Linked DNA regions of Homo sapiens: region 1 is linked to region 2. Evidence: chromatin contacts called from ENCODE Hi-C or POLR2A ChIA-PET data. All regions are on one chromosome and are shown on one strand. The core of a region is the stretch at or near the end of the contact, and the rest is flanking DNA. Distances in the headings are between cores, read along the strand shown.

The links. Hi-C counts contacts between places; a loop is a spot of excess contacts on that map. ChIA-PET counts read pairs that join two places held with the same protein, here RNA polymerase II (POLR2A). Pooled maps may share reads with other maps.
Region 1: a map of MCF 10A shows a loop between it and region 2 (17-fold over the local background). The contact joins two enhancer-like sites. A Hi-C loop is called at or near these places in 1 of 168 maps with a recorded cell type or tissue (MCF 10A) and 1 of 50 pooled maps. POLR2A ChIA-PET finds 5 or more read pairs at or near these places in 1 of 52 experiments (activated naive CD4-positive, alpha-beta T cell).

The regions. Positions count from the first base shown.
Region 1 is chr11:130,825,945-130,831,135 of GRCh38, reverse strand. No RefSeq gene overlaps it. Among named protein-coding and RNA genes, the nearest start is that of LINC02551, 34 kb to the left of the region's middle. RefSeq lists enhancers at 3,909-4,487, 4,488-5,067. Within about 2 kb of position 3,503, at least 8 of the 41 ENCODE cell types and tissues checked have a DNase peak (open chromatin) inside an H3K27ac peak, as active enhancers do.
Region 2 is chr11:130,545,594-130,550,393 of GRCh38, reverse strand. It overlaps the pseudogene BAK1P2. Among named protein-coding and RNA genes, the nearest start is that of ADAMTS15, 99 kb to the right of the region's middle. Within about 2 kb of position 1,798, at least 3 of the 41 ENCODE cell types and tissues checked have a DNase peak (open chromatin) inside an H3K27ac peak, as active enhancers do.

The sequences.
Region 1 (5,191 bases), core at 2,254-4,753, 280 kb before region 2:
GGGGGGCAGGAGAGACAGACACCGTCCAGAGGAGTTCAGGAGCCATGTGGAGCACCAGAGACCAAAGATGCTGCCGTCATCCCCTTGCCTGGCTCGCAGGCTGGAGTCCAGAGCCCCAGGACCCTGTCTAGCACTTCCTTCAGCTAGTCCTGCCCTTGCAGGGAACATTCAAAATATCTGAGGAACTTCTTCAGATGCAGCAGTGAGCTCTCTGGCCTGCAGAGCCTGAAGGGCTGCCTAGGGTGGATGGATAAATGGCTCACAGCCTTCCTTAGACATGCCTCAGTGTGCATATCTGTTACTTCAGCACCAAGAGTTCTGATGCCCAGAGGGCAGGGAGGACAAGTCCAGGAAAGGACACTGCTTAGCAACGTTACACAGATGGCCAGCACTTTGGCTGAATCTGGCCGAGCCTCCTGTGGGGGGAGATGCTTCCAGAATCCGGTTACCCCTTCCTCCCACACCCCAGGATCTCCAAATCCACAGGGTTGGGCGGGTGCCTCCAAAGCCAGCACACTGTCAGTGAATGTTCTCAGCAGGTTCGTGGATAGATAGAAAAGGTGACCCGGAAAGGGGTGAAGGAGAACAATGGGCAAGGGTGCAAAAAAGGGGGCAGGATTCGGTGGTGGGCTTCTTGCCCAGCTTAATTGTTTTCATCCTCAAAATGATTCCTAACAGCTGGGCCAGGGATCATCCTGCTCAGATTCCACAGACTGCGGAGGGAAGCCAAGGGACTTGGCAGGCGAGTCCTGAGGCCGGTGCACAGGCGAGCTCAGTGCGGGAAAGGAAGGGGTGAGAGAGGCCCAGCCATTCTGCTCTGTTACAGCTTTTTTGGTGGGTGCTTTGAAGAGAGAGGGGTTGGCTACAGCCCAAGCTGAGTCCAGGCTTTCCTGCCAGGGTGTCCTCCCTTCCCTCCACATGACACCCAGGGTGGTCACCTTCAGGCCTTTCCCTGGACACCTGACCTGTGACATAGCTTCCAATTTCCTGTTGTCTTGTGCCAGCTTTCTCAGGTGGCCAGAGCAGAGGGCCAGCAAGGCCAAGGGCTAAATGCAAATCCCCAAGGAGATAAGTGAGCAGCATTCTGGTCTGTGGCCCCAGGTGGCTGCCCTGACCCTAACAAACCATGGGATGTATGTTGGCCTCTGGTCATGAGAGGAGCCAGCTGCAGCACGGGGCTGAACAGTGTAGCCTAGGTCTGTCCAGGCAGCTGTAGCTCCATCAACAGCAAAAAATTGCACATTTCAGCCCCTGAACTTAAACGTGTGTGGCGAACGTGGCGGCAGTGCTTGCCTGGCCCCAGCTTCCAGCCTCGAGGTGGAAGGGGTTTCAATACATGTACTAGTTTCTTCCAGGCTGTCTTGGTGACATGATTTAAATAATTATAAAACTCTCTAGCATATAAAATAGGTGACAAATACCAGAAATCAAGCACTGGAGATAAACAGCCTCAAACTAGGAATTTAGTCCTCCTGCAATATAATTCCATCTGAATTTTAGCCGTTCACTCAATCATTACCTGTTGTGTGCCTAATACTATTAGCAAGACACTGCTATAATTGCTTATCCTCTCATTTAATCCTTGTAACAGTCATGTAAGGCAAGTACTATTATTATCTCCATTTAACAAACGAGCCCACTGAGGCACAGAGAAGATAATTTAATTAACTCGCCCAAGTCACAAGGCTAAATCCTAGAGCAGGGCTTGGAACTCAGTGCTCTTGACCATCATCTGTATACTATGTGACAGTACTGTGCTGAGTTTTCTAAGGGAGTGAAAATACATTTACGAAGTGGTCATTGCCCTTGGGGAATGTACCATCCTCAAGACTTAAGAATGCTCTCCAGGCTGGCCTGCACAAATTTCCTGCCCAACCTGAAGCTTTGACCTCTGTATACCTTGGGTCTTTGGACTTCAGTGCTATGGCCTGGCCATCATCAGCCAGCCCCTCTCCTTTCCCTACCCATTAAACCCCAAAACCTACTGAAATCAACCTTATAAACCTCAACCTGTTCTTCCAGGCAGGTCACCCAGAGCTCCTTCCTACCTCGACCATTACCCTGAAGTAACGGAAAGGATTATACAGCCCTTGCCTAGCTTCATGATAAAGATCTTGTGCAGAGGCCAGAGGACACCGCTGAGTTGGGCCCACTGCCTGGGCTCAATCCCCGCAGCCAAATGTGAACCAGGTCAAATAGCAGAGAAATGAGACACACTGAACGCCGGAGCCCATTTGGCCTAGCCCAGCCAGCAAGGTCACCCTCAGCTGTCGGCTTGCAGACAGGTCACTTGGCATTTTAGTGACTACCCTCACCTGCAGATTTGGGAGATGGCACTTGGCATTTGGTCTAGAAACTGATTTCTCTGGACCCCAAGAGCTGGCACAAAGTTTTATAAATGAGCAAAAGTCAAAGAGAAGATTTCATTAGGAACTTAAATGTGGAGGTTCCAGTCAGGGTTGCAGCAAACAGGGCCTGAAAGCGCACCAACGTCAGAGTGATGAAGATACAAAAAGAAAGCCTAAGAGGGATAGGAACATTCTGGAGCTGGTGAGGGCTATCAGACACCATCGCAGAATGTTAGCCAGTGACTGGATCTCCTTCCCTGGGGAGCCGTTAAAACACAGGTGCGTTTTGAAGACAGGAGCTGGAGATGATCTGTCCATCCCACTGTTGACTTCTGGCTCTAGAGTCACCAAGAGTCTTTAGAGAGGGCCAGTGTCTTTGTTTGGTGCCTCTCCTTTGCCACAGCAACTGCTTGTCTCAGAGGTACTAGGGCATGGGGGCCTCTGAACAGCTTGTGACAGCACCTCGGCTCAGAGAGAAAGGGCTTCTTGTGGGGCATGATGTGGATGAGGATGGCAGGATAAATCAAAGGTGCCCCAAAGGACACCCCCTTTCCTGAAATCAGGCTTGGTTTTATAAACCTGTGAGGATTCCATTCTGTTCCAAGAGGGAAGCCAGGCGGGGCTGGCAGAAGCCCCCAGGGCGCCCAGAGCTGCAGCAGCCTCCAGCCTTGGGTTTCCAGAGTAGAGAGCAGGTAACATCCAGCCATTGTCCCCGCCTCCCTCCTTTGCAATGCCCCCATCCCTGACATCACAAGTGAAGGCCCAGGATCTGAGAGTTGCCTGGGTTATGGCAAGTTCCAGGAGGTGGCAGCCGTGTGTAGTCTGTGAGGAGGATCTGACTCACCCCCAGCGCCTCACCAAGGTCACTGTTGGTGACTGGGAGGTTTCCCACCCTGCCACCCCACCCCACCCCACGTCTGGCTGCTCAGGAGTCAGAGATAGCTTCATGGGCCATGGCTAACCCGAGACAGGCAGCACACCCACGTGTGCGGAGAGGGGCTCCAAGGCTGTGCTCTAGGGTGGCCATGAAGCTCAGCTGACTTCCAGAGAAACAGGCAGGAAGCAGGGGCTTGAGGGCACTGGGCCCGCTGTTGCCAGCTCTGCTGTCCCAGGCATCACAAGCCTTGCTCCAGAGAACCTCAAAGCGCAGCCCTACATGATCTAAGTAATTTTAGCTTCCCCCCACACACTCTTCCCAAAGGGCAGGGTTACATAGTTCTTGTTACACACACTCACTGACATTTAATTCCTGCCTCTTCAAACCAAGACAGGAAAATAGTTAAATAATCATCAGAGTACCTTCTAAGAATGAACAATAAACTGGAGATAACACTACGCACTTCTCAGGGGCTCAGAGCTGTGCAGTTTCCCAGTGTATAAGGCACTGGACCCCGTTTGCCCGGAGTTTCTAGGGTAAAATATTCATGTGAAAACGTGCCCAGGTCTGGCTTTTCAGAGGCAGCAAAGAAGGGAAGGGCCTTGGAAACATTTTTTCCCACACCACAAAAAATAATAATAATATGGGAAAGGAACACCCAAATTAAAAATAAGTGGTTTGTGGCTTTAAAAATAAAGTTTCTCGGTGTTTTACAGAATCATAAAGTATTAAAATTGGAAGGAGCATGGGATACCGTGCAGGCCCAGCTTCATACAGTGCAGCCACCTCTTCTGTGCCATCACTAACTAGCAGGTTGGTGCAGACACTGCTTGTCTGCCTCCAAGAACAGGGAGCTCATTACTATGTTTCATGTAATTTTTTCTTACAGTAAGCCCAAATTCCTTTTTCTATAACTTCCAGCAAGCATTGCAAACTGTGTCCTCTGGAGCCGCTGTACATACCTCCACCATGCCCCCTCTATGACCTCCTTCAGATCTTTGAAGATAGCTGTAGCATGCCCTGCAGTTCCAGCCTGCTTCTCTCCAGGCTACATTCATTGCTTTGTCAAACAACCTAATTCAGGAGGCCGTTGGCTGCCTGGGTCTTTTCCATGTTAGGCCAGGTTTGGCAGGGTGGCGGTTACTGCTGCTAGGCCTTCTCCAGCAGCATGCCTCCTCGCTTTCTGCTGTGCCCTGCAGGAGTTGTGCCTGTGGACAAGCAGCCTCTCCACGTGGCAGCTCTGGGGCTCAGCCTTCGTCAGACCACGGGCAGAGCTGGATTCTGAGAGTAGAACGACTCATGGGTGCTTCGACTGTCTCTCCTCACAGAGGCAAATGGGCTGATACCAAGTCGAAAGCTCCAAGAGAAGAAGAAACGTGCCTGTCTTGTACACTGCTGTGTCCCCAGTAACAGTCACAAAACAAATTCCCATGAGGACTTTCAGATGAATGAATAAAGGGATGAAGGAAAGCAAGCTGGGATCAAGTGGGGCGATACACACACACTTCTGTGGATTCAAAGTCTGTACCTCAAAGGCACAGGATCCCCTGCTTGCAGCCCAGGGCCTCTCCAACCCCGCCAAGCCCAGCTCCGAGGCTGAGTTCCACCACAGCTCTGCACGCCACCCCACTTCCATCCTCCGTTTCTCCTTTAAATGATCATTACCTCCTCCTCCTTGCACCCACGCCAATCTCTTCCCATTTCCTCTTCCTCCCCTTTCCATCTCTCCCAAGGAACTCCCTCATCTATAAAAGTTCCAGGATATTCTTCTGGGATGTAAATTTCAAAGAAAGCCAAGCAAGAAAAATAAAAACGTGGTAGAAGACCTCGTATTGCTTTCGGGGCCCTAGCTGATATCCTTTGGCCCTAGACTGATGGGGGGAGGACCCCCACAAGTGCTCATTGTTCCAGCTGCATGGACAGCAATCCCTGGGTCAGGGGTTTGGAGGGAGAGGCTGTCTGGGTT
Region 2 (4,800 bases), core at 549-3,048:
TCAGAGGTTCCGCTCAGCCTTGCCCCTACCATGGTATGTGGGCCCTGAGTTCCTCATGTAGCCTTTCTGAACTTTATTTGCTTCCCCTGAAAGCAAGGGCATTGAGCAAGAAATTATTTAAGGCCTCTTGAGGGCTCTAACCTTCTTTGAGTATTTCACCAATAAGCCTGCAAAGAAATAACCCTCCTCTCGTGGATGAATAGACTAGACTCAAGCTGCTGCTCTTTTCTAACTACAGGGATAGGCCAAGCTAGAATAAAAGGCAAAAAGTGTCCACTCTGTCTGTATATCTTGACCAAATTTGTATCTACTAAGGCGGGAAGGTGAAGGTAGAAACAGGGTTAACTCTCTGAATAATCCCAGCCTGACTTCCCCCAGGTATACAGGCTGCCCATACTAATTCAGTTCATGTCACCTTCTACTTTGCTCTTGCAGGCAAAACTCTGAACTCTCAAAGCCAAGAGAAGAAAGAGGGCACCCAGTCCAACCTCTACCTCTAGGAAAGTCCTCGCCCAAATTACCCCAGAGAGATTATTAGATCCTGCCCTTAAGCATTGTCAAAGAGCACTTGGCAGCTTCTCCAGGCATGTGCTGTACCATCTTCCGAAACTGAATTACACAGGGGTTCTCTATGTCATACACCAGGAAGCTACGCATGTAAGAAAGCCTGGGCTATACCTTCAGTGCTTTGAAAACTGACTCTGACTTGCAGAGAACACTGGGCTTTGGGCGCCTCCCTTGGGCAGTGGCAGCTTCTTGGATAGAGACCAGAACAGGAAATGAAAGATTTCCATTTATTTCAAGACCCTTCTTGGGCATCTTTTCCACTGCCATTTGTAGCTGAGCTGATTGAGAAATCAGGGTAGTCAAGTTACAGATGTAGCCACTGGCTGGGGATCAACCTAGACTCATGATCTTTTGGGGTCATGAGGTGAATGGAGAAGACTACTTTCCCTATACTTGGTCTATGTCCATGAACTCCAGACTTTAGGGGAATTGCTTTATATTAGCCAACTTAATGTCTAAAGTGCTAAATAAATAAACAGGTAATCTCTGGGGCCAAACTGCCAAAAGTAGCTCATACCTTCCTGCCTCCTAGAAGCCCTTTCAAAGAGGACATCAACAAACAGGTCGTTAGGAAAAAGCAAAATGTGGCTCACTTTGCAAATCTCACTTTTCCTTCAATGCTTCTTTGTCCCTATGGATTTCAACTCACTCCATTTGACATTCTCAGTTCCTTTGATAAGAAGTTCTTAGAAGCTTATGGCAACTCAGACCCGCTGAATCTGGAGGCAGGTCTGTAGGAATTCTGGTAATTAGTTAAACAACCTTGAACAAGTTGTTTCACTTCTCTGAGTCTCAGTTTCTCACTCAAAAATGGTGAATAATTTGTAAGACTTCGCTAATAATCTACGACTCTACAAGAGGCAATAGGGTACTGTGGACAGAGAGCAGGCTTTGGAAACACACAAGACTGGGTTTAGATTCCTGCACTCCACCCAGTGTGTGACTTGGCCAAGCTTCTTCACTTCTCTAAACCCCCATCTGTGTATCTGTACAGGAATGAATGAATGAGTATGTGCAGCCAAGCTATGCAAACTCCAGGTTAAAATATTGCCTTGGGTTTTTTAGTAAATTGTTCAAGCCCATGACATTCTAGCAGAAAAAGCCTAGTGTCTCTTTCTTAAGGTGATTGTGTCCATGTGTTTTCCAGGAACTCTAGGGTTTACTCAACCCAAATTCACCCTGCCCTTGACCAAATGGCTCACCAGCTTCACGGATGCTGCTCTGATGACACACCCTGCAGTCAGCATCTGCCCCTGCAGCTAGAATGGATTTCTGAGTGGGCATTAGCTGGGGGATACCACATGGGCACCAATGTCACAGATCTTCTGTCACAGTCCACCCCGAACCATTGCTTCTCAAATCATAATCCCTTAGCAGGACAGCTAGGTGCAGCACGCATGACACAAACACCAGCCCTTGCCTACAATCTCAGCCACTATCTTGAGTCTGAGCAACTAGTCTAGTGGCAGCCGCGCCCTTCCTTTTCAAGAGAGTTCTGGGATCAGATCCTTTCACAAACAGATCCCTCCCCACCTGCCTGTTGTCCAGGTCTGCACACTGAAAAGTAAGACAGCATTTGCTAAGCCATATTTCAAAAAGTTTGCTTATACCTTCATCTCAGGACAACAAGTGCCTGCTTAAGAGCCTTATGTTTGTGTAACTGGTATTTTTTTTTCCCCTGACCTTCCAAGGCCTAGTCTACTTTCTCCCTCCCTAGCTGAACAAAAGTGAAGTTGAAATAATTTGAACTACCCCTTTTAGTGGGCAGCCCATTTGATTTTTACCTTAGCCAGAGCCTTAATTTGTCCATGTGAGCATAGCAGTACCTTGCAGCACCTGAGGCACAATACATTGTTTAAAGAGTGACAGTGCGTCCCATTCCAATAAGAACCACACTCAGAGCAAAGGTTCCCTCGCCTGTGTGGAGAGTGACCCATGGTAGAAAATTTGCAGACTTCGTTACCTCTTCATCAGTTGAAAAATCTATTTATTCATTTATGCATTTAATTTTCCCTATCTAAGCCAGGGATAGTCAAACATTTTCTGTAAAGGGCCAAGTAGCATGATAAATATGTTAGGCTCTGCAGGCCACTTACAGTTTTGTCATGTATTCTTTTTTGCTCCCTGTTTGTATTATTTTGTTTACAATGCTTTAAAAATGTAAAAAAACAGATGATCACTGGAGTCTCACGGGTCCCTCGGGCCACACAGGGACAAGCAAAGGCTACATCCAGATACCAGAAATGCACTGACGCCCGTTCCTGGAAGCTGGGCTCCCACTCAGCCCCTGGGAGCAGCAGCCTCCAGCCCCTTGGGACCTTCAACTCCACCCTGCTGACCCACGCGGGTTGAGCCAGCATCCCTGGAGGCTGACACTGTCCTCCACTGAGACCTGAAAAATGGCATCGGGGCAAGGCCCAGGGCCTCCCAGGCAGGAGTGCGGAAAGCCTGCCCTGCCCTCTGCTTCTGAGGAGCAGGTAGCCCAGGACATGGAGGGGTTTTCCGCAGCTACGTTTTTTACCACCATCAGCAGGAACAGGAGGCTGAAGGGGCGGCCGCCCCTGCCGACCCAGAGATGGTCACCTTGCCCCTCCAACCTAGCAGCACCATGGGGCAGGTGGGACGGCAGCTCGCCATCACCAGGACGACATCAACCGGCACTATGACTTCGGAGTTCCAGACCATGCTGCAGCACCTGCAGCCCACGGCAGAGAACGCCTACGAGTACTTCACCAAGATCGCCTCCAGCCTGTTTGAGAGTGGCATCAACCGGGGCCGTGTGGTGGCTCTCCTGGGCTTCGGCTACCGTCTGGTCCTACATGTCTACCAGCACGGCTTGACTGGCTTCCTGGGCCTGGTGACCCGCTTCGTGGTCTTCATGCTGCAACAAGGCATCGCCCGGTGGATCTCGCAGAGGGGCGGCTGGGTGGCAGCCCTGGACTTGGGCAATAGTCCCATCCTGAACGTGCTGGTGGTTGTGGGTGTGGTTCTGCTGGGCCAGTTTGTGGTAAGAAGATTCTTCAAATCATGACTCCCAGGGGTGTCCTTTGGGGTCCCAGCTGTGACCCCTGCCTGGACTTAAGCCAAGTCTTTGCCTTCCCCACTCCCTTGCAGGGGTCACCCTTCAAAAGTACAGAAGCTCTAGCAAGTGTGCACCCCCGCTGCGGAGGGCCCCTGCGTGGGGGCCAGTCAGGCTGCGGAGGCACCTCAACATTGCACGGTGCTAGTGGGCCCTCTCTCTGGGCCCAGGGGCTGTGCCCTCCTCCCTTGGCTCTCTGGGACCTCCTTAGTCTTGTCTGCTAGGCGCTGCAGAGGCTGATAACTTGGGGAAGCAAGAGACTGGGAGCCACTCCTCCCCAGTAAGTGTTTAACGGTTTTAGCTTTTTATAATACCCTTGGGAGAGCCCATTCCCACCATTCTACCCAAGGCCGGGATGTCTGGGGTGTGGGGGTTGGTGGGTCTACACTACGTGCCCCAGGATTCAGCTATTCTGGAAGATCAGAGCCTAAGAGCTAGGACTTGATCCTGGTCCTGGCCGTCCCTAAGCATCATGTGTCCCAGGAGCAGGACTGACTGGGAGAGGGGGACCAAGGTCCTACCCAGCTCTCCCCGTGCCCCCATTCCTCCCTCCGGCCATACTGCCTTTGCAGTTGGACTCTCAGGGATTCTGGGCTTGGGGTGTGGGGCGGCGTGGAGTAACAGGCCAGAGCTGTCTGAACTTATGTGTCAGAAGCCTCCAAGCCTGCCTCCCAAGGTCCTCTCAGCTCTCTCCCTTCCTCTCTCCTTATAGATACTTGCTCCCAACCCATTCACTACAGGTGAAGGCCCTCACCCCCATCCCTGGGGGCCTTGGGTGAGTGATGCGCTAAGGCCCCTCCCCGCCCAGACTACAGGGCTTGGTTTAGGGCTTGGTTTGTTATTTCAGGGATAAGGAGTAGGGAGTTCATCTGGAAGGTTCTAAGTGGGAGAAGGACTATCAACACCACAGGAATCCCAGAGGTGGGATCCTCCCTCATGGCTCTGGCACAGTGTAATCCAGGGGTGGAGATAGGGAACTGTGAATACCTGAACTCTGTCCCCCGACCCTCCATGCTCCTCACCTTTCTGGGTCTCTCCTCAGTGTGGGGGTGAGAGTACCTTCTCTATCGGGCACAGCCTAGGGTGTTGGGGGTGAAGGGGGAGAAGTTCTTGATTCAGCCAAATGCAGGGAGGGGAGGCAGAAGGAGCCCACA